Linked DNA regions of Mus musculus: all the other regions are linked to region 3. Evidence: chromatin loops called from intact Hi-C (ENCODE). Cell type or tissue: heart. All regions are shown on one strand.

Evidence for each region. Peaks named below come from ENCODE experiments on the same cell type or tissue, not always from the same donor. Only the 100,000 strongest peaks of a DNase experiment are listed, where the experiment ranks them.
Region 1: a loop joins it to region 3, with 5 times the contacts of the local background. A loop is called at or near these places in 2 of 42 quality-filtered maps.
Region 2: a loop joins it to region 3, with 2.5 times the contacts of the local background. A loop is called at or near these places in 8 of 42 quality-filtered maps.

What each region holds. Positions count from the first base shown.
Region 1 is chr2:19,698,761-19,706,760 of GRCm38, forward strand. No RefSeq gene overlaps it. Among named protein-coding and RNA genes, the nearest start is that of Gm24670, 11 kb to the left of the region's middle. In heart, a CTCF peak has its summit at 3,890; DNase peaks (open chromatin) are centred at 4,461 and 5,151; H3K27ac peaks cover 2,339 bases.
Region 2 is chr2:19,602,933-19,610,932 of GRCm38, forward strand. No RefSeq gene overlaps it. Among named protein-coding and RNA genes, the nearest start is that of Gm13348, 30 kb to the right of the region's middle. In heart, no CTCF peak of the experiment used is centred here; no DNase peak of the experiment used is centred here.
Region 3 is chr2:19,550,328-19,558,327 of GRCm38, forward strand. 4921504E06Rik (RIKEN cDNA 4921504E06 gene) reads right to left here and starts at 3,583. Exons shown (of 17, transcript NM_027600.4): 1 at 3,447-3,583. The coding sequence starts at 3,553. In heart, no CTCF peak of the experiment used is centred here; DNase peaks (open chromatin) are centred at 3,704 and 3,794; H3K4me3 peaks cover 1,268 bases; H3K27ac peaks cover 3,585 bases.

The DNA of each region.
Region 1 (8,000 bases), 150 kb after region 3:
ATGATTTACCTGAATGATTTTCAGAAGGCAAAATTTCTTGAGGTGTTTGGCTTTTGTCTTGATAATAACCCTTTGAAGATATATGCTTTGTAAGCTACAGGAGGCTGTGCTGGCCTGCTTTCTTGCATTGCTCTGATGCTGTCCACTGTTGCCTCCTATGTTTTGGAGGGTGATAGTTACTCCTGTGTTCTACCTCCCACAATATTTCAGATTGCAGTTGATATCTGTTATTCTAAGTTACTTTTTGTTTCTTAAAAACATCTTTTTTATGACCAGGAAAGAGTGTTCTTTCCAATACTTTCTAACTATCTTATATTTAGAAATATAAAATATAATTTTCTCTGGGCATTGTGAGGTACTCCTATAATCCCAGCAGTTATGAAATAGAAGAGGCAAGATAATTGCAACAGTTAGTCTTGCTTGTGTTACAGAGTGAGATTCTGTCTTTAAAAACAAGAATATTTGCAATTTTTTTTGTTTCCAAAGCACCAAAATTATTTCTGAGTGTTTTATAGCACAATAATATATTACTCGTATGTTTCCTGTTGAGATATTTTTTTCTTCATTTTTAGCTTTTTATTGGCTCTTTGTGAGTTTTACATCATGTACCTTAATTCCATTCATCTCCCCCTTCCCTCGTACCTACCCTCCACCCTTGCAACCTTCCTAGTAAAACAAAACAAAATATTTCATTGTGGAAGCTGTAGTGTGTCACAGTGTGTCCTATAATATACCAATTTGTCCATATTTCTTTGCTGGAAAAAGTTCCTTGTGATGATTTGTAGGTCTGGTATGAGGTCTCTGGCTTCTTCTAGTCTATTGATACTGGAACCTCATGGAGACTCCTCTGGGATATCCTGTTGTTGTCCTGTATCATAAAGATCCCGAACTTTTGGATCTGTAGGACCAGTCCCTTCATGCTCTCCAGCAGTTCATCTGTGGGGAAGATAATTGCGGTGAGTCAATGCAAAGCCCGAGGTCTGGGCTTGAGAGGTATCTGAATTTGTCATGCCATCAGCTCTCCTGCTGATACCTTTGGGGCTGGCTCACCAGCAACCACAACCAGGGCCAGCTCTACCCTGCTCCCCAGGCAAGCTTCAGGGCCTCTTCTCCTGGGTGCTGCAGCCAGTGCAGAACATGACCAGTTCTCCAACTCTCATGACCATGGTTCCAGTTCTCTATCCTGCCATAGATGGCAAGGGATGAGGGAAGGGAGGAGGGCATCTCTTCTTAGTCTGAGTCTTTGTGCAGCAGTCAAAAGACAGAGATAGGTCTCCTACACTCAGACTCTCAGGGCTGGCTTATCTGCAACCCCCACATTCAGGGCCAGTTCTACTGTGCTGCCCAGATGAAGATGTAGGCCTGCTATCCTGAGTGCTGTATCTGGTGAGGGCAGGGACAGCCCTCTGGCTCTGATGACCCCAGGGTCAGCTCTCCTACTTGCTATTGGTGGCAAGCCATCTCTCACTCGCCCATGTTGAAAATTTTTTTTCAATGATTGAATGAAATTACAAACACTCATTTATACAACTATTTAAATATCTGTCTTCTCTTAAGGTCCCAGATAGTAGTTGTTTACACCTGTGAGTCTCTAATGTCAGGGTGTTCCTGAACTATCTAGACAGCATTAGACCCCCTCATTTATGATGCACTAGGCTTGGAGAAAAGCCCATCTCTTACCTTTAAAACAGGCCTTTAGTTGTGCAGGGGCTTCTTGGCTGGGGTGTCCATTAGTCTCAATGTCTAGAGGGAGACATTGTTCACAGAGCCTCCTAGTGCTAGAAAGTTACTGTGGCTGATAGACTAAGATCTTTCATGCATGTTCTTATTGTAAAACCCCAGGCCTCATAGTCTCATTTAATTTCATGCTTTTTGGAAGCTGGACAATGGAAAAGGGCTGATGTCATTTACCCCAAGTCATCTGTGGGAAGGAAAGGTATGAGAGGAAGGGGCTAGCCCCAGAAAAGCTGAGCAGAATGTCCAGGTGGAGGGTTGCTCAAGGCAAGTGCAAGTTATACACCTCTACTCACTCGGAGTCTGTATAACGTGTGGGGATGGTAGAAATGAACAACTGATAGACAGCCTAGGGATTGAAGTTTCTCATTGATTTCTTTCATTAATCTCTAACAAGCTCCAGGCTATAGATAATGGCATCCTCACATGTATAGATTCTGACATGCAGGAGGGTAATTGAGCTGCTCTAACACCTTGTAGTTGCCCCAGCTCAGACTCTACAAAGTTTGTTTGTAAAGTCTGCTATGGGTGTGTGGATAAGTTTGAGAAGAGAAGGCATACAGGCATGTTGCATGCTGAAAACAAACAAACAAACAAACAAACAAACAAACAAGATAAGGTAAAAATTCAGAAAGTGATAACTTGATGTGCTGATGGAAAGGAAGACAAGTTACCAGTGTAAACTCAGAGCCTGTGTAAGACAAGAAGTCAAGGCAATGTGAAGACTCACTTTCATTTTCCCTGTGGAGCTGGGATTGAGCCCAGGACCGTGTGTTTACTAGACAAGAGGTCTACCATTGAGTCACATCCTCAGGCCTCACTTTTTATGAGATTTGGCATTAAAAAGGAAAAAGTCAAGAAAATGAAAGTTGAGGATTAAAGTCTCCCCTGAAACAGGCACTCATGTGATGGGTGGTTGTGAATTCAAGCAGGCCTGTTAGAGTTTGCTCCTCAATTTTTTAATCTGAAGAGCAAGTGGCCCTGATGCTTGTTTTCCCTGTTCTACTTACTGGGATACAAACAATCAGGAATCCAGTCTTGTTAGACTTCCTGCCAAATATACTTCATTATGTAACTGGGCAAGGTGTACATAGTCTCTTACATAAGAACAGGTTTTGCTGCCGTGTCTCCAGATGGGTGGTGAGGACTCTTTAGCTTATGTGCATATGGCATGTGGGGTGTTGCTGAGAGTATTATCTGGATGACTTTCCATTTTTTTGACCCGGGCTTTAAAGATCGGGTGAGATAAAATTCATTCTAAACACATTTAATATCATAAGAATCAACTCTATTATATTACGGGTTGGAAATGTTTAGCAAGTTATCCAAAATAAATGAAATATAAGACATTGATTCATGTGGTCAATCCATTCATAGAAAGGAGAGTATAAATTATTTTTCCTGCTATGAACTCACTATTTTATATTTTGATTTTTGGGATTACAGTGAAAATAACTTATAAGTGACTATAGTTACTTTTTTATGTAGCATGAATAAAAATATTTTTAGTTAAATTATTACTGAGTCTCTAAATACTTAACATGGAAACATTCACACTATGGAAACATATGCTAGCATGGCTTCCATTCTTTTTAGGTTGGATCAAGCAGGTTAGAAAGTAGTTAACAAAGTAATCTTTTGAGGTCTGCAAGAGATATACAATCCATGCATGTTCAATACAGAGGAATCATTTCCCCCATTATTTTGATATTTAGTCACTGGATACAACAGGATACACAGATGTAGAAGCATTACTTACTGACTGTAACAAAGATGCCTGTCCATACCCAGCAGAAAAGGACATTATTGTCATTCTGTGACCTCTATGAACTGACATAGATTTGGGAGACAGCTTATGGATTGTTATTCAAAGCTTGCAACCTGTTAAGAATTCCCCCTGTGGATTAGTATGAAGCATGTACTTAAAGGTGCATATCTTTGTTATTGCCATTGTTAGTAATATTGTTGTTTTGTTTCTTGAAGCAGGATATCCCTGGTTACCCTGGAACTTGTCCTGTATACCAGGCTGGCCTCATATCTGCCAGTCTCTGCCTCCTAAGTTTTGAGGTTAAATGCTTGAATGCACCACCATTACTACACCAATTGGTGTCCTTCACCAACTGGAAGACCAGGGAGCAAACAGACATTCAAGCTCCCCCTAGAGTCCCTGCTTGCTATTCATGTAAGAGTTTTACTTGTGGGTAATTTCTAGGCCAGTGATATTACCCCCTTCTTCTAAGTCCCCTTAAAGTAATCTCCAATATTAGAAAATTCCTTTGGGTTACCTAATCCTCAATAATACATGTGTGTGTGTGTGTGTGTGTGTGTGTGTGTGTGTGTGTGTGTGTGTGTGTGTATGTATGTGTGTATGTGTGTATATGTGTGTGTGTGTATGTGTGTGTGTGTTCACAAATTATATATAGTACCATTGTACTGATATTTAAGTAGTATATATAGTGCCATAGCTCATTATATATACACCATAACCCAAATATTCATAAATATAACCTCTCTCTACATATACCTTATACATAGAATTTTTCTGTGTCTCTGTTTCTTTTTCTAAGTAATATTATTCATGTATAATAGGAAAGCCATTAGAACAATGCCTGACACAGACTAAGCCCAAAGTTACAGCAATATTATTACCTAAAAGGGAAAGCAGAATGAGTCATTTTCAATGACATCATCAGCCAAGAGTGACAGCCAAGTGCTGGGGCTTCAGCCAGCTCCCAGTTAGACAGGCTGGTTCAGGGAAGAGAAAGCTGACAATAGGCAGGTGGTCCACCCAGACATTTGCTAGGGTCTCTTTAGGGTGAGGCTAGGTAAGGAGGAACAATCTACAGATTTCTTTCCAGAAAGCTACACCTTCCTTGGTAGGCTGGTATGTACAAGCTCAAACTTGCACAGCCTCAGAAGGGTGCTTCTTTCTGCCAGCCAAGATCCTAGCTGCACTAGAGAGAAAGGGTTCTCTCTCTCTCTCTCTTTCTCCTCCCCTCCCTCCCTCCCTCCCTCCCCCCCTCCCTCCCTCCCTCCCTCCCTCTCTCTCTCTCTCTCTTTTTCTTTCTTTCTTCCTTTCTTTCTTCCTTTCTTTCTTTCTTTCTTTCTTTCTTTCTTTCTTTCTTTCTTTCTTTCTTTCTTTCTTTCTTTCTCTCTCTCCACCCTCAATTCTTATCCACATGTGGCAAAAAGTGACTCATTTATCTCTTTAAATATAGGGACAAATACTGTTTAAAACCAATCTCTCTAATCAAGGCATCACAATGCCTCCTTAAGATATATATTTAGCACTGTTGCCATGGCCACTGTTTTCAGTTTGGGTGCCTGTCATTTGGCCACTCCAGCTTGGCAGTGTGTGATGGAAACATTCCATTGGCCTCTTTGCACCAGGTCTGGATCGTCACACAGGGACTCAATCAGGTGGCCGACAGAGTTGCTGTGTGTTCAGTATTAGCGCTGCCAACATTGGGATCTCACTTTGATTGACAGGTTACTGAGCCTCCAGGGATTCCATTCTAGTCTTTGTAAATGGAGGGCGATAAGGCATCCTGTAAAGCCATTTCAGGTTCTGATGTCATATTTGCTTGATGTGACTTGTCGCATCAGGAAGTAGTTCACAAAGTTCACAGCTCTTAAGGCTTTTCTTTCCTCTATCTCACAAATGCAACTCTGTTCAAAAACACTCTCAAATGGATTTGCTCTGAGACCCTGAAGTTGCCATGACAGTTAATACTCCCTGGAGTTCTGTTCCTGTAGTCTGAAGTGGCCTTTGCTCTGTTTTCTGGAGGCTTCCAAAATTCAACTGGTTCATCAGAAAACTTCCCAGAGCTGTAAAACTATGGGAGGAGTTTGATTCCAGCATCAGGAAGGTAAATCTGAACAGGAAGAGCCTGTGCTGTCAGGACTGTCCAGCACTCTTTTCCCATGGAGAATTCCCATGTAATAACTTTGCATAGCATTTTGAGCAGGGTCACTTGGCAGACAGGAATATGGTGACACTTTCTAGGCACCTAGCCACATTATTCCTTAAAGTTTACAACACATTGCCCAGCAACTGTGGAGAGAGGATATGCAAAGAAAATTCCCAAAGTACTGAGATTACAAGTGTGCATCACTATGGGGCTTAGTGTGCTCTTTTGTGCATGATTATGTGTGCTCATATGTGCAGGTGCACATGTGAGCATATACACATGAAGGCAAAATAGCTTGGCTCACTGAGTATCTTCCTGGTCTCATTTTTCCATTTTTAATGGGTACTTAGGAGAAAGTAAGCTGAATACTAGTGGGCATTCATCATTACCTTCCATTCCTGCTTATGGAAACAACATCATCAGCTCCCTCAAGTTCCTGCCACTATAACTTCCCTGCTGTGATAGACTCTGACCTGAAACTGTGATCCAAAATAAGCCCTTCCCCATTGTGTTACATTTGTCTGGATACTTTATTGCAGAAACAGAAATGACACCCAGACAGACACTCTAGATATGAAGAGGATATAGCAATAATTATTCTTGAGGCACCAAGGAACTTGATGCCTGTTTCAAGGTCACCTTAACCTTAAAACAAGAGATGGCTCAGGACCCTTGAGGGAATCCATGCTCTGGGAGAATGAAGACTGCTATTCGTGAATGTCTTCTCCAATGCTCATGGTGAAATTTAACCTTTGATGTGACAGTTTGCAGAGGCAAGGAGTCAGGGCTGTGACTTCAGTATGATCTGTCTCACCAAGAACATGGAAACATGGTTCCTACCTGCAGCTTTGTTGAGGTAGGGCCTACTAAGAGGCATTTAGGTCATGAAGGGAGCTCTCTTGAGTGGGATGATGCCTTTCTTGAATGACATCTCCCATTCGAAGGGTTGGTCAATTACCATGAGAGGGGAGTGGGTTCTCTAAGGGAAGTCTGTCTTCTGCATACATCCACTCACTCTACTGTTGTCTGCCGTGAGTTAAGGCTGTGTGATGCATTCCCCAGAAATGGAGTTGAAGTTGATGCCTTTTCTGTTTCCATATTGTCTTAGTCAGGGTTTCTATTTCTGCACAAACATCATGACCAAGAAGCAAGTTGGGGAGGAAAGGGTTTATTCGGCTTACAATTCCATACTGATGTTCATCACCAAAGGAAGTCAGGACTGGAACTCAAGCAGGTCAGGGAGCAGGAGCTGATGCAGAGGCCATGGAGGGATGTTCTTTACTGGCTTGCCTCACCTGGCTTGCTCAGCCTGCTCTCTTATAGAACCCAAGACTACCAGCCCAGAGATGGTCCCACCCACAAGGGGCCTTTCCCCCTTGATCACTAATTGAGAAAATGCCTTACAGTTGGATCTCATGGAGGCATTTCCTCAACTGAAGCTCCTTTCTCTGTGATAACTACAGCTGTGTCAAGTTGACACAAAACTAGCAAGTACACATATCTATAGGCCAAACTCACCTACTCCCAGGTACTCTGTTACAGTAACAGAATTCAAATATGAGAGACACTTAGGTCAAAAGGGTAGCTTAACAAATGATGTTCTCACAAGTGTGAGCTAGCTGTCACAAGAATAGGTAGTTACAAATTTATTCCAGCCCCTCACACTTTTCAGTGTCTCTGTTTGCAATGGTCAGTTTTGATAGTCAACTTGATTAGATTGATAAATACTTAGATTAGTTACTGGACTTTTGGGTGTGTTTGTGGGGGTGTTTTCAAAGTGTTTAACATATGGAATAGTAACTGTGTGCATGCTCATGTGAGAGTGTGCATACTTGTGTGTGTGTGTGTGTGTGTGTGTGTGTGTGTGTGTGTGTGTGTGAGCGATGTGAATTAAGACTTGGGGAATAAGAAAAGAAAGAAGGCAAAAGAAGAGAACACAAGTATTCTCTTTCTCTAATATTTGGCTACCATATGACTTTCCCTGTTATTCCAAAGCCTAACCAACAGATGGACTGGAACTTCAGAAACCATGATCCAAAGTAGATTCTTCCTTGAAGTGGAAACTTGTGGTTTCTTTGAAAATTCAGTTATGTCAAATGATGTTTTGCTGGGGCACACAGGTGAAAGGGTATTTTGCTAAAGCAGCCACGTGAAAAGAATGTAAATATGACCCCATAGACAGGGAGCTGGAGCATTAGTTTGCCTAGGTTTGCCTTGCTCTGCCTCACTGTTCTTTGCTGATGATGGACATATATTAGTTCACCTTATGTTGCATGCCGAGCTTCCCTGGTGGTGACTTTATAGAGAGAAACTCACCAAAGAACTTCCTGCAGCTTCGTGATGCTTCCTCAGACT
Region 2 (8,000 bases), 53 kb after region 3:
ACCCAACTTCCCTATTTTCTTCTGTATAAAAAGTTTGTTGCAAGTTTGTACAACCACTCTGAAATCAGTCTGGCGGTTCCTCAGAAAATTGGACACAGTACTACCAGAGGATCCCGCAATACCTCTCCTGGACATATATCTAGAAGATGTTCCAACTGATAATAGGAACACATGTTCCACTATGTTCATAGAAGCCTTATTTATAATAGCCAGAAGCTGGAAAGAACCCAGATGTCCCTCAACAGAAGAATAGATACAGAAAATGTGGTACATTTACACAATGGAGTACTACTCAACTATTAAAAATAATGAATTTATGAAATTCCTAGGCAAATGGATGGACCTGGAGGGTATCATCCTGAGTGAGGTAACCCAATCACAAAAGAACTCACATGATATGTACTCGCTGAGAAGTGGATATTAGCCCAGAAACTTAGAATACTGTCTTAGACAGGGTTTCTATTCCTGCACAAACATCATGACCAAGAAGCAAGTTGGGGAGGAAAGGGTTTATTCAGCTTACACTTCCAAATTGATGTTCATCACCAAGGAAGTCAGGACTGGAACTCAAGCAGGTCAGAAAACAAGAGCTGATGCAGAGGCCATGGAGGGATGTTCATTACTGGCTGCCTTTCCCTGGCTTGCTCAGCCTGCTCTCTTATAGAACCAAGATTACCAGCCCAGAGATGGTCCCACCCATGAGGGGCCTTTCCCCCTTGATCACTAATTGAGAAAATGCCTTACAGTTGGATATCATGGAGGCATTTCCTCAACTGAAGCTCTTTTCTCTGTGATATCTCCAGCTGTGTCAATTTGACACAAAACTAGCCAGTACAAATACCCAAGATATAAGTTGCAAAACATGAAACTCAAGAAGAACGAAGACCAAAGTGTGGTCACTTTACCCTTTCTTAGAATTGGGAACAAAACATCTATGGAAGGAGTTACAGAGACAAAGTTTGGAGCTGAGATAAAGGATGGACCATCTAGAGACTGCCACACCCGGGGATCCATCCCATAATCAGCCTCCAACCGCAGACACCATTGCATATGCCAGCAAGATTTTGCTGAAAGGACCCTGATATAGTTGTCTCTTGTGAGGCTATGCCGTTGCCTGCCAAACACAGAAGTGGATGCTCACAGTCAGCTATTGGATGTAACACAGGGCCCCCAATGGAGGAGCTAGAGAAAGTACCCAAGGAGCTAAAGGGGTCTGCAGCCCTATAGGTGAAACAACAATATGAACTAACCAGTACACCCAGAGCTCGTGTCTCTAGCTGTATATGTAGCAGAAGATGGCCTAGTCAGCCATCATTGGGAAGAGAGGCCCCTTGATCTTGCAAACTTTATATGCCCCAGTACAGGGGAACACCAGGGCCAAGAGGTGGGAGTGGGTGGGTAGGGGAGTGGAGGGGGAGGGTATGGAGGACTTTTGGGATAGCATTTGAAATGTAAATGAAGAAAATACCTAATCAAAAAGAAAAGAAAAATAAAGATGTGAAAAAAAAAGTTTGATGCTCGATTTGACAAACTACATTCAGATCCACACTCCCTTGTGTCGAATCTGTCTGTGAATTCCTGCCAACTTCTTGCCCACCTGCGACTAGAGACCCATTCCACACAGACAAGGGACCAAGAGGGTCTGCAGCAAATACTGATATCAATGATCAGTGGGGGTTTTGGGCTCCCCAGACAAGGTCAGAGAAGAAGAAGCCCTGCTGGTAAAGGGAGTCCCCCATTTTGTGATGAGCTCAGAAGGCTATCCAGACAATTGTAGACTTTTGACCTTAATAAGCAGAGCCCAACAATTATTGACATGAATATATGTACAAATAATAATATTCTTAAAGGACTTCTCGGAAGTAGTGACGTTTTTCAGTTTCTTTGTTTGAGGTTAGTTACATAAGCATATTGAGTCTGTGAATGTTCTTTGAACTGAAATTTTATGTGTCCATCTCTGTAGTGTATTGAGCATTCAAAATGGTTTTAAATATTTATTATTTCAACTTGATTTTGTTTTGTTCCTCTGTGATGCTGGAGATGAAGAACCACATGCTAGGTATTTACTTTACCACTGAGGTATATGTTAACTAATTATAATAATATTAATGGTGTTTTAAAAGAAGAAAGGTACAATAATATGCCATCTATACATATAAAGGCATGTTTGAACATAGAATAGTGTTCAGAAATTTTATAGAGAAGAAAACCAACAGACATGATTATTTAACGAGATCCTCTATTTTATAAGTATCAACTTTCTTCCACAACAAAAACCTTTTTTCTTACTACATAATTATAAAGATGCATTCATTACATTGGGCTTTAAAATAACTTCTCTCTTTGATCTTATTTCTGTTGAAAGATATATCTGCACCTCCCCACTTTATTGGGGGAAAGTGTGGAGAAAATTGAACCTCCTCATTCACTCTAGATGGGAGTAAAGCTCAGGACAGACTCTTCACGGGTCACCCTGGGAGTAGCTATAAAAACATATAATGTTCGTATGAATTTGTTGAAGCAACTGTGCTTCAAGAATCATGCCAGAAATGCCCTGAGAACTCCAAGGCACTTTTCTTCTTCAGTCATCTGGTTAATCTTGATCGCCAGCTTCCCTGTATGAAGCAGTGCTTGTTCATTTAGTGAAGCACACCTGGTGTGTCTGGGAGAATATTTCAGAGGATTAACTAAGCGGTAAATCTTTCTGGAACGTATGCAGTGCTATCCACAGTTCGGGACCGAGTGGACTGATGGAGGCGCAAAGAAGAGAGCACACGCACACTCTGCGACCCTGCCCCTGCCAGGTTAAGCCTCTCCAGCAACACCCTTCGGCCCGAGCATGTGGGCCAACCATGTGCCAGGCCTCTGAAAATGAGCAAGATCTTCCTTCTTAACTTACACTGGGTATATTTTTACCATGATGACAATGACGTAACCGATAACATTCATACAACTAATTTGCTGAGGGCAGTAGACTCAGCACCTGGACCAGGGTGGAGCAGGAAACAAGACAAGTCCATTCATGGCTCACAACAGAGTTCATGAGCAAATGAGAAACCATCCAACTCATGTTTTTGTTTGCTCATGAAATGTAAAATGATGGAAAAGGGATCTGGGCTCTGTGGTACATACTTTTAACTCCAGCACTCAGAGGCAAGCGGATCTCTATTAGTTCAAGGGTAGCCTGGTCTTCATAGCGAGTATCAGGACACCCAGGGCTACATGAAGGGATTCTGTCTCAAAGCAAAACACAAAAGACAAATGAAGCCAATGATGCATTATTTAACTAAATATTGCCTCATTTCCAGTGAAGAAACACAGGGGACTATGGGAATTTAGACCTGAACCAGTTTGGAGATGAGAAACAGGAAACTGTAAAAAGCATGGAAGTTCATGATCAGAGATAAGTTTAAAACAGCAAATCTGCAAACAGAACCATCTAAGGTTGTAACCAACAATTTGAGGGCAGAGAAGCATGTCTCAGACTGATATAAAATGATAGATGGCAGGGTTTTACATGACCCCCCTTTTTTGGGAGGGTGTGTTTCAAGACAGGGTTTCTCTGTAGGTTGTCTTGGAACTCACTCTGTAGATCAAGCTGGCCTCAAACTCACAGAGATCTGCTTGTCTCTGTCTCTCAACTGCTGAGATTAAAAGTGTACTGCTGCTGATCACATTTTTTTAAAAATGAAAACAATTACATCATGTTCTTAAACATACATAGAATACACAAAATATGATTTAATTTGGGTGCATGTGTGTGTTTGGCCATTCACCATAACCTAATTCTGACTTGCTCCTGGCTTCTTCTAGGGCATCTGTGTGGACATTTTCCAGCATTCCTTTCATCCATGGCAAGTGACTAAGTCCTCAAAATTAATGCTTGGAGCAGTGAGCAGGCCTAGACTCACAGAGAGTAGGCATGCTTCCTTTCCTCTCTTTCCCTTTATCTCCAACGGAACCCAGACTTCATGATGACCTACCTCTACCCATGCAGACCATAATAATTTCTTGGGCACACTGGGAGTCAGATTGGTGACATAGAAGGAAGGAACCTGGATCCTCTTTTTTTTTTTTTTTGTCCATTTTTATTTTTTTTCAATTTTTTATTAGATATTTTCTTCATTTACATTTCAAATGCTATCCTGAAAATCTCCTATATCCTCCCCCTGCCCTGCTCCACTACCCACCCATTCCTACTTCTTGGCTCTGGTGTCCCCTGTACTGGGGTATATAAAGTTTGTAAGACCAAGGGGCTTCTCTTCCCAATGATGGCCGACTAGGCCATCTTCTGCTACATATGCAGCTAGAGACACGAGCTCCGGGGGGTACTGGTTAGTTCATATTGTTGTTCCACCTATAGGGCTGCAGACCCCTTCAGCTCCTTGGGTGCTTCCTCTAGCTCCTCCATTGGGGGCCCTGTGGAGCATGGATCCTTAAATGACCATAAGAAGTACAAGTCTTTTGACCTAGACTTACTACCTTGACTTTGAAAACAGACACTATTTTCTTTAGCAGTTTTAGTTTTAGAAAACTTCAGAGATCTTGTGAATGTCCAGGCCTCTTCTTGTTTCTCTTCTTACTATATCTTGAAATTATATGGTACATTTGCTATAATTTTGAACCAATATGGGTACAAAATGTTATTATTAAAGTCTAGTTTTATAATGCGGTACTAAGTTACATATAAGTAGAGTCACATATGTGTTTATTTCTTAGTTACATACTGCCTGTCAATTAGTGATACCACCACCACTAACCTCTACTAACTCTGTGGGTTTTGCGAATTATGATGTGCAGTCATTATCACAGAGTCAGAGCATAATCCTACTGTTATCATGTGGTCGTTTTCTGTATGTTCCCATAGTGATACACCTTCTCCAACAGGGTCATGCATAGTTCTCCCCAAATAGTTCCATAAACTGAGAGACAAATATTAAAATATGTGGACTCATGGAGTCTTCTCATTCAGACCACCACACTCATATAATTAATATAGCATATGAGGTAGATACTAAGTTAAGCTCATGTCAATCATCCCAACAACACCCTATGAGCTGGTTACTATTATAAGATCCATTTCTCAAATGAGGAACCCTTCCAAGGACACATAGTATGTGTGTGGGCAGAGCCAGTCTTTATTTAAGCCTAGGTTTGTTTTCATTCCAAGTGTGAACTCTTAAGCACACTGCTCTGTCTAGGAGGAAGTATCAGAGGGTCCTCTTGAACACAGGCGTATGAAGAAAAAGCCTCAACACCAGAAACAGAAGGCTTCAAGGGCTTCTCTAAATACAATTCATTATTATCCAGATAGGGAAATTGAGTACCATAGTCTTTGGTGTCATGCTTCATAGCAGAGTCAAACCAGAAATAAATTGTGTTTCATAGTCTGTTCTTTGCCTCATGGGTCTCTGTATTTGAATGGTGGCATTGTATGCTGTGCCTGCCAGCTACAGAATGTCTGTCAGTCACGCATTGTTGGTGAAAGAAAGAAAGAAAGCTTACTTCAGAAACATAGATGATCTCTGTATCCTGTCTTTCTCTCATATAACTTTGAATTTATGAATCTCTGGAAAAGACTCCCATGAAGTGATAGCTGAAATATATCCATCGTTTTAGGCATTCTGCAATAAGTTGCTAAATGTATAATCTTGACACAAACTGCTTGATGAAAAGCAAGTGGTTTCCATGACATCCAAGACAGCATCTACAGCATGCAAACACCTTCCTAATATAGGTTTTTTTTCCTAGTAAAAATAGAAAGCTGAAATATCAGTGTATTTAGGTTGGAGGGGGGCTTGAAAAATGAAGACATTTCACTTTCTTCAAAACCACTATTTTAATTCTTGCCAATGTACTTGCAGTCATCCACAGTATTCACACCATGACATTTGCCTGTTTATTTGAGGCCTGTGTTGCTGAAAGCTATTAATAGATAATGATTAGAACTACTTTGTAGTCGGTTTCATGGGGTTGATGCTCACTCTGTCACCGAGCATGTATTTCCTTCTTGTGAGAATCAGAGACTGGCTGAATAAAAAGAATCTAAATCACCCAGACCTTGTTCTTCAGTAATAACAACAACAACAATACACACACACACACACACACACACACACACACACACATGTTTTCTGCATGGAACAGCAAGGTACCTACCCAGTTGTATTTCTATGTGTCTTTTAGTGGCTATTCCAAGATTCCAAGGATAAACTCCTGGGAGAGATAAGAACACTATCTAATTACCCCTAAAGAATATATATTTCTCTCCCACCATTTTCCATCATGGTACCTTATCTGTTTCCTCTGGGAGTCAGCATAGGAAAGAGGAGACACTGACATGCAGAGTCTGTCTTGGCATTTACAGTTGTTCGATGTAAACAATATTACTGAATGTCAAACAAGGCTCTTATGAGACCTTGACAAAACAAATCAAACCAAACCTACTTCATAAATGTAAGGCTAGACAAGAACAAGGCTAATGTGTGGCCCACTCAAAATTTTACCTCTACACTTAACTGTGCAGCTTTTGCTTCTTCAACACTGGCAAAAGTACCTCCGTGTTTAGCATTGTTCATAACTGAGCCTACACTCCAACCTACCAGTAGAGAGAATCTGTTATACGCATCACTTATCAATTTAAAAAGAGCCTATGGCCAATGAGTTGGTGCAGGAAATAGGAGGTGGGGCATCTGGCAGAGAGAGAGAGGATTCTGGTAAATCGTCAGGAGCTTGGAGACTCTATTGGAACATAGAGGAGGTCAGAATCATGGGAGCTAAGCAGAGATAACCAGCCATGTAGAGGAATTCAGGTTATAATAAAGAGGAGGTTCTCCCTGGACATGGACCCATGAAACTGAGGAGAGGTAACAAACCATGTGGAGGATATAAAATAGTTTGAATGGGTTAAATAAGTTATGATCTAGTCAGGGAATGAGCCAAAGCCTGTGTCCTAGGCATTTAAGCAGGGGCTGGGAGGAAAAACTTGAATTAATTTTTTACTCTCACCCACCAGCACACCAGCATTTTTCCACCCTCTCTTTCTGACAAACCACAGGACTCGTCATGTGTTTAATCTTCAACGAAATGGCCAAAATCAACCTTTTCAACTACAGGAAGGCTCCTGGTAGGCTTTGGATGGAGGGAATCGGCTCTTGTTTTAAGTTGCTTCCTCTTGCTGTGATTAAAAACCAGGACTAAAACCAACTTGGGAGGAAAGGGTGTGTTTCGGTGTTTAGCTTACAGTCCATCCTGAAGGGACGTCAGGGCCAGAACTGAAGCAGACGTGGTGGGGTATGCTGCTTACTGGCTTGTCTTGCAGCCTCATGTTCATCTACTTTTCTTATACCTTTTAGGACCACCTGCCTGTGCTGCGGGATAGCAGCACACCCACAGTGAGCTGGGCCCTTCCAAACAGTAATCATTGATCAAGAAAATGCCTCCAGGTAGTCTGGTGGAACCGTTTTCTCAAATGAGGTTCTTTCTTTCAAAATGACGCTACTTTGTGTCAAGTTAACAACAACAAAACAAAATGAGCAATCAAAACTAACCGGTACATTGTCTTCATCACTTGTATTAGTTTTCATGATTCAATGTTTGCTTTTCTTAGGTTATCTTCTCCAAGAAGGCAAATATTTTAGAGTGCAGAGACCACATCTATCCTGTTCTGTGTGACAGTCTCTTATTCTTTATTAAGTATGGTGGGCGTCTAATACTTGCTAACTAAAAGAATGGACACCTGATGAAATTCATATATATCCTCTTGTCCTCTCCTCCCTCTTGCACAGCTAGAAAGCCCACATTTTAGTTATAATTTAAGTTTATGCCTTTTGAAATTGAGAATACACACTGGAACATACACTTTAAAATACCTTTTGAACTCTAATATTGTTTTAGCTTTTTTTTGTTGTTGTAGTACTAACAATGTTGGGCCCAAAAACTTGAATTTCGCAGTAACTACAATAAAGGTGTTTCTTAGACAAATGGATGGATCTGGAGAA
Region 3 (8,000 bases):
GTGAGGATGCACGCTTGAATCTGCACTTTTTCTTCTCCTGGTAACTCTCCAACATCCTGTCTCAAAGATGTGTAAACTCAGGTGCAACAAAAGTAAGTAACTCATCTAAAATCGTAAGCCAGGGCTGCAGACAGATCCTTCCTCTGAATCTTTGGTTTAAACAGAACTGGGATTGTAAGCTCCCCTGTCGCCCGTCTTAACTTATTGTATGATTGATTTAGAAGATCTGGCTCACCCAGAATCTAAATAAAACATGAAGGCTCAGTCTTCAGTCTCTCTTCAAATTTGAAGTAGCTCTAATTTTAGATGTTAACTCCATTGCCTAGAACAGAAGCCCACATCACAAGAACTTAGCAAAGTGGTTCCTATACAGTCCCTATTTATAGTTCAAGCGATTCTCCCAAATAATAGTTTCCTTGTTATGCATAAAGCATGGTCTTTGGAGATAATGGTTATGTTTAATAAATTAGACACAAAATTAATATGCTAACTTATACAAAATAGACCCATATAGATTTATTAATAGACTGTAGCAACACATCCCACTGAGCCCTAGAATAGTTTGTCCTAATGAATGTTCATTAATGAATTAGTCAATGAAGATGACGTCAGAGGTGCTAAATTTTCACTGTGGTGAATGGCTCAATGTTATTTAAAGAAAATATTCCCTTTTATTTCTGTTTCAAAGTGATTGTATATATACAATTGTGTATCTCTCTCTATATTTTTTTCCTGGTTGATCTCAACAAATCTCATAATTTACTTAACATCTTTGTACAAAATATTTCCTTCGTGCAAAACATGATGGACCTCTCTTCCAACCTTCAGATCCTACGACTAAACTGCTTAAATAGACGTTTATCAGTCACTGTTGGCATTCTGCACCTCAAGACGAGCTTATGACTCTCAGTCCTGTTCCTCACATCCTCTCCCAAAAAAGTTAATGACTCCATTTTTCCAGCTACTGGGCTCAGACACCGTTGAGCTTGTTTTATGCTCTGCAGGCCACCAGTGAACTCCATCACTCCCTTCCCTATTGACTGGCTAGAATCTGACCACATCTTCAGCACCTCTAAGCTGCCTCCTGCTCCCCCATGACCACCTTCCTCCTCCTGTTCCTCTTTCTTTTGAGTGCTATCTGCCTGTGTGTGGCCTGTGCACTTGTCTGCAAGCCTGTGTGCTGTGAAAGCCAGAAGTTGATGATGACCATCTTCCTCTACTGTGAGCCACCTTATTTTTAGAATAGGACCACTTGCTGAGCTCAGGCTTCAAGCTGTATCAGCTACCTTGGCTGGTATCAAGTACCTGGCATCTGTCCCCTCCCTCTGTGCTGTGCTGGGGTCACAGATGCCCTTCACCGTGCCTTGCTTTGTACATGGCTAGGGATACAAACTCAGGCCCTCACAGCAAGCCTTTTACTCAGTCCTTATGGCCGTCCTCCTTGATAGATATTATAAAAAGTCTCCTAACCGGTTTCCCAATTTATGCCTTGTCCCTGTTATAGTCTATTATTAAAACAGCAGAACTATCCATAGACAGGCAAGTCAGAGAATATCAGGACACTGGGTCATCCCCCTCTGGCTTCCCATCTCCTTTGAAATGAAAGCTTGAGCCTTTATGTTGATCTAAGACCCAGAAATGTGGCCATCAGTCTCTCCTCTGACTCATATCCAGGAGCCCACCCTGCTTGCTCTGTTATAGCCACACTGGCCTCCTTGCTTTGCCTAAATCCAGAGTCCCTACTTTCACTACCTGTTCTCTCAGCAGGGAACATTTTGGCTCCAGATGCATGTGCCTGGTTCCTGCTGTTTCCTCTTAATGTCATCTCAGAGAAGCCTTTCCTGAGAGCCGTGGTGACTTGGGGGTGTGTACACATACACCAGTTTTCTGTGCTACCTTTGCTTCTGTTTCTTCTGTCACTTGTAAATGCTGTCTGACTCATTATGTGGTTACTGACTTAACTAGAATGTATCACTTCACCAAGGCTGACCTGAGTTTATGTGAACTACCTGGCCTAACCCAGCTAGATCAGATCCCTGGGTGTCAGCCAGTATCTAGCTTCTCCCATTCATATCAGAACTCCAACCTATTTCTCTAAGCCTTTGAGTGGAAAAAAAAATGTTATGGACATTAGTGGTTCCTTAGTTCAATCAACGTGTGCTAGTAGCAATTGGCAGAGATCAGTTTGCCCCATGAGTCTGGCTGGAATGTTCTGTTGGGTACTTATTCCACTGCAGAATGTCAAGGAATCCAGGAGAGAAAGGGGCTCTTAGGAACAGATTAGACACAGCATTCCACTGTTGTCTGCCAAGAGCTGCCTGTGATATGTGCTTTTGACAGTTTTATCAAAGGTCTGTGGGTACCCTGACTTGGTTTGGCCAGCAAACCTATTAATGACTAGTTGGGGTAGAGAAGTGGAGTTCAGCAGGACTGGGTACTGGTTCAGGCCCACCATTGGGCTGGTCTAGCTATAGTCAGTCCCTTCCCCTGCTCCCTGTCCTGTCCCTGCTCCCTCTTCTCTCTCTCTTCCCCAGTGTGGGGTTTGCCTGGAATCAATAGCCTGGCTCCCTGAGGTCTCTACTTAAGGAATGGCATCACGTGGCAGTTAATCTAAGGCTATGTGCTTACTGCTTTGAAAGAGTGTTTTAAGAAAAAAAAATTCCCCATAAATGTTGACTCTACATTATCCAAATAAAAAAAGGGCTGAAGCCAAATGAGAGAGAGAGAGAGAGAGAGAGAGAGAGAGAGAGAGAGAGAGAACCTAAGGACCATGAAATAATGATTCCATTGACTGCCTGGCAAAGGCATATGGCTTGTTGTCTTTATATATTTGGCGGTGCTCCAGTTCTAGGAAAATCCATGTCAACGTCCTATTTTCCAAAAATGATGGCCTCCGGAGGTGAGATCAAGAGAGATGAATAGGTAATGAAGTGGGAGCCTCATAAATGGGGCTGTTCCCTTAAAAAGAGCCCAGGTGGAGGATAGAGAGTGGAGAAGTCAGGAGATGGCTCCCCCGCTGATCCCACTAGGGGAGGATGCAGTAAGAACGGGTTGCTTACAAGAAAGGACCGTCAGACATCAAATCAGTGCCCAGTTCTTGGACTCCAAGCCTCCAGAATCTCAAAAGAAATCTGTGTTTAAATCGGGAGTCTATGGGATCTTCTTTAAGCAACCTCATACCATTTCTGTATGGCTCTTTTCTAGACTGTACCTCGGTGAAATATTTAACAGGCCCTGTGGTCTATGGAGTAGGCACAATTAGCTACTGTCCTGTTTCCCAGATGAGCTAATAAGAGGCATAGGACCCGGTGAGAAGTCAGACGAAATTAGAACCCAGACCTGAGTCTGAGCTTTTAGCCTGTGGTTTACTTAAGAAATCAAAGGCGACGAGGCTGTGGAGAACAGGTGACCAGCTCTGAAGCGCGTGCAAGTAGCGGGCAGGTCACCTGGAATGGAATTTGAATTGCTCAATAGCCCCCTCGAGGGTCTGGAGAATCTTCCTGCATCCACGTGTCTTCGTCCATTCTTCAGTCTCAGTCTCAGCCTCCGCCATGCTCCCAACTGCTCGCTTGGAGTTCAGAGAATCTGAGTCCCAAAGCCAGAGTCCGTTGCCATGGCGACTCCCAGAGAAACCGGAGACCGGGGTGGGGGTGGGGTTGGAGGGGTGAGGATCAGGGGCGGGGCGGAGAGCGGGCGGGGGTGGAGTGGGTGAGGTGTAGGGCGGGCTCCGGAAGTGCTCCTCTGTCTCGCCAGGCCACCTGCCCCACCAGACATAAGCCTTGCGACAAAGAGCCTTCTCGGACGCCCACAAGCCAACCCGTTCCTAAATGTCTCTAGGCAAAGCTGCACCCTGTAAATAACTCTGCTGCGGCCCACTACGCCTCCGGACCCTTTCTGCTTCCTTCTCCTCCAAGGCTCTGAGCTCAGCCTCCTTTCTGGTTGGACTCTGCATTTGGGAAACTGAAGTTTCCTACGTCAACGCTCCTCCCACGTGCCTGTCAGATCTGCAGCTTGCTTGGCTCTCTCTTTTGCTTGGCCTCCTACCAAGTGTCACTCACTCTCTGCGGAGATGGAAACTAGTGACCCCATCCAATAGCTATCTCACGATATAAAGAGGCCTGGGCTTGTCAGCAATACCACAGGAGAGCAGGTGGCCTGATAAAATACTGACACCTGTCACTTGAATACACACACACACACACACACACACACACACACACACACACACACACAGGAGTGTTGCTGAGTGAAGATTTTCTTTGCAGAGATTAAACAGGCCTACATCCTTATTTAACATAAAGGACAGAATGTAAGGCATGGCATTTTACACAATATCGTGTAGTGGAATTCAATTCACTATCTACCATTATTAAGAGAAGCTATTTTAAGCGGTAAAACTACCATTTATTCTTAACTGTGTGCCAATTATTGACAAGGGACCTAAGCTTGGGGTATCATCGCTTTTAGAACTAAGTATTTTTCATCTTCATTTCACTATATTGTCTGTAAGGATATATTTATATTTATGTATATATATATATATGAATGTGTGTGTATGATGCATATGATATATGTGTATGTGTAGAGTGTATGTGTATATATATATGTGTATATGTATACTGACTCTCTCTCTCTCTATATATATATATGTATATATATATATATTCCTAATTAGCTGGATATTAGGAGTAGGAAACAGGGAAAGAAATTCACTGTAGCGATCACTGTCTTTAAACATTTAAGGCTATTATGTGCCTGCATACAGTGCCCTGGGAGATGAGAAGAAGGAAATGGAGCTGGAGTTTCACATGGTTCTTATCTGACTTGTGGTGACTGGGAACCATATTCCCTAGCCTTCTGTAAGAGCAACAATTGAAGGCATTTGTTGATCAGGCTGCATAATTACACCATCCCCCAGAAACAAGAAGCACACATACATTTTTATTGGAGCCTTGCAACAGCCCATCCAGGAGATTCCAGTTTCAGCATCCAGGGCATTAAGGAAAGAGGACCACAAGTTTGAAACTAACAACGTGACATTTCTTTTCTTGTCAGCCACCTGTGTTTTATCTCTGAGTGTTCTAGCTCAAATCACTGTTCATGTCAGACCAACATCCCACCTACCCCAAGGAGTCCTGGCACTGTCAGAGTCTTTGTCAGATTGAAGCCAGTCTTCTTTCATCAGATGTAGAAATCATTGGTGGCTTTTAGTGGAGAAGGCTCATGGACTCAAAGATAGACATTAAAAATGTGTTAATTCACTTTTGAATATTGGTCTCATTTATTTATAATTATCAAGATTCTGTTTTTATTTTTTTATTACAATAAGCAAACACTGAACAACAAACCTTGCTCTTACATTTTTGGTTGTAAACCTAGCCTTTAACGGCTGAGCCATCTCTCCAGCCCAATAAATCTTTCTTAACAGGCATAAACTGCAATGTGGGAAGAGCTCAAAGCCCTTATAATACACAGACTCCAGCCAGCCTATTAAAAGAGTGTCTTCCTTTTTCCCAAACCACCCCTGAGCAATGTAACTGCAGCATCCAAAGTTTCCAGCTTTCTAAAAGTTGAACAGCTCAAAAGCTAGAACAACCCTTCTCTTTCTCAGTCCACAGGATGGATGGCACAACTTGTGCACATGAGTATATAAATACACCATGGCTTCCTATGAAAATGTCACCTGCCAATTAGCAAGAATGATTGCACCGCAGATTAAGTAGCAGGAGGCTTTGATTAAGAGCCAAGTGGTGGCTCTGAACGTTGTAATTTATATAACCCAGTTGGACATTTTCAGTTCTGTAACTCTAGTAAAAGCCAAGAGGTTTCAGCTTAGGTTTGTAATTTAAATTCTTTTGAGAGAGTCATGCTATAGGAAGTGCTTATTTTTTCTTTATCACTAGCCATAATATATGATTATGTGGTGCGGGTGCTGTTATGTAAACTTGTTTTATGTAATGCTCCGTCCCTAACCAAAGGTCTGAAATAAAGGGTTGGGAAAGGAAGCAGTGAGACTCGAGCCAGAACAGTTTTATGTCACTAAATCCTTTAGAGGTAAAGCTAAAGAGACTAGATCACGTCTTAAGCTGGCTTGCAGCAAGTTGCCATCTCCACTGTGAATATCCACGAGTGACTGTTTGGCACCTGGTTGAAATGAAGGGGACAATGCTAGGCAAAGTAGAGAGTCTGGACAGATGTGACCCATGTTAAACTTGGGATGTTGGCTGTCAAATGTCCTTGATCACTAGAAACACTGTTTGCTCTGCTTGGAGGTAACTTTAAATCTTGAGATTTAAAGACTTGAGAAAGGAACAGGAGCCAAGAGAGAGAAGAAAGGTAAAGCTTTCAGAAGGAAGCTCCCTTTATAGGCATGTGACCTCACTGCCAAGGGTAATTCAGACTGGGCCTTCTCTCCTGGCTATGACCTCAGAACACTTTCCTATGCTGCCATTGCAGTACAGAGGGAGGAGCTTGGCACAAGTTGATATCTGAATGGAGAATAATACAGGGACAGTTATCATATTTAATGGCCTGGAAGACATCTTTATTTTACTAGATGTTAAGAAACAAATACCAGCTACAATGCTACTTTAATGTAAACTAGCAACATAAGAACATTAAAGATCTTGACTGGGAACTCTATTTCATCATGATCCAGAGGGGTCTCCTCTCCTAAGAAGTGGGGCACCCCCATAACCTAAATAAATCACCCCGTGGGACCATCAGATTGCTTGTTCTTTCCCACTGTCATAGGCTGTGAGCCAATGAACAGTTAACGTTCTCTGTATATATACATGATAAAGACTTAATCTAGGCAGCAAACATAACTTTGCACATAGTGAGTTCTGAAGACTCCTTATCTGTGACTTAACTCTCTGTGGTTTAAGTTAACCATTACCTCCAAAGATAATTCCAAATCTTACATGGAATATAGAGCAGGATATTTTGAGAAACTATACTCATAGAACTTGTATTATAGTATACTGTTCTAACTACCCTGATTTAGCCAGGTGTGGTCACATGCCTTTAATGCCAGCACTAGGGAGGCAGAGATAGGTGCATTTCTGAGTTCAAGGCCAGTCTGGCCTACAGAGAGAGTTCTAAGATAGACAGGGCCACACAGAGAAACACTGTCTCAAAGAAAAAAAGAAAGAGAGAGAGAGAGAGAGAGAGAGAGAGAGAGAGAGAGAGAGAGAGAGAGGAAGGAGGGAGGGAGGGAGGGAAGGAAGGAAGGAAGGAAGGAAGGAAGGAAGGAAGGAAGGAAGGAAAGAAAGATCCTTCTGTTTTATTAATAGTTATTACTGTGTTTGATTTATAAATTATCATATATATAAAGGAAATACACGTTCTTCTTTAGCCTGTCCTAAACAGCCTGTCCCTACATCAGGTCTAGAGAATCATGAGGTCCCCACCAGGTATATCAACTCAGATATTATCTGTCAGACAGCTAGGCTCTCCCATTAACACTCTTCACTTGCAATATAGTCTCTCTCTCTCTCTCTCTCTCTCTCTCTCTCTCTCTCTCTCTCTCTCTCTCTCTCTGAGACAAGGTCTCAGAATATACCTCTGTCTGTCTGTGTAGACCACGGTGACCTCAGACTCACAGAGATTCCTCCCTCTGCCTCTGGAGTGCTGGGATTAATGGTGTGGGCCACCATGGCCCACTAGAAAGGAATGTTTCAAGTTCTACTGTCACACTATACTAAGTCCCACTATGCTAAACAATGTAAGAAATGTCAATGCTTTCCTATTGTCGGGTTGTTGTTAAAGTTGTGATTTCTTCTGAAGTGCTAGGGACTGAGCTCAGGGCCTCATGCACTAGTCAACTCGGTTAAGGGTTGAGCTTCGTGGTGCCCAGTCAGAAGTGGTTTTACTGATTTAGTACCCCATTGATAATCAATAAATATTAAAACTAGACTCACATTGTGCATTTTGAGACACACAGATTAGATAATATAGTTCAGCATCTCCTGCCTATGCACAAACAGTTGTAAGAATCT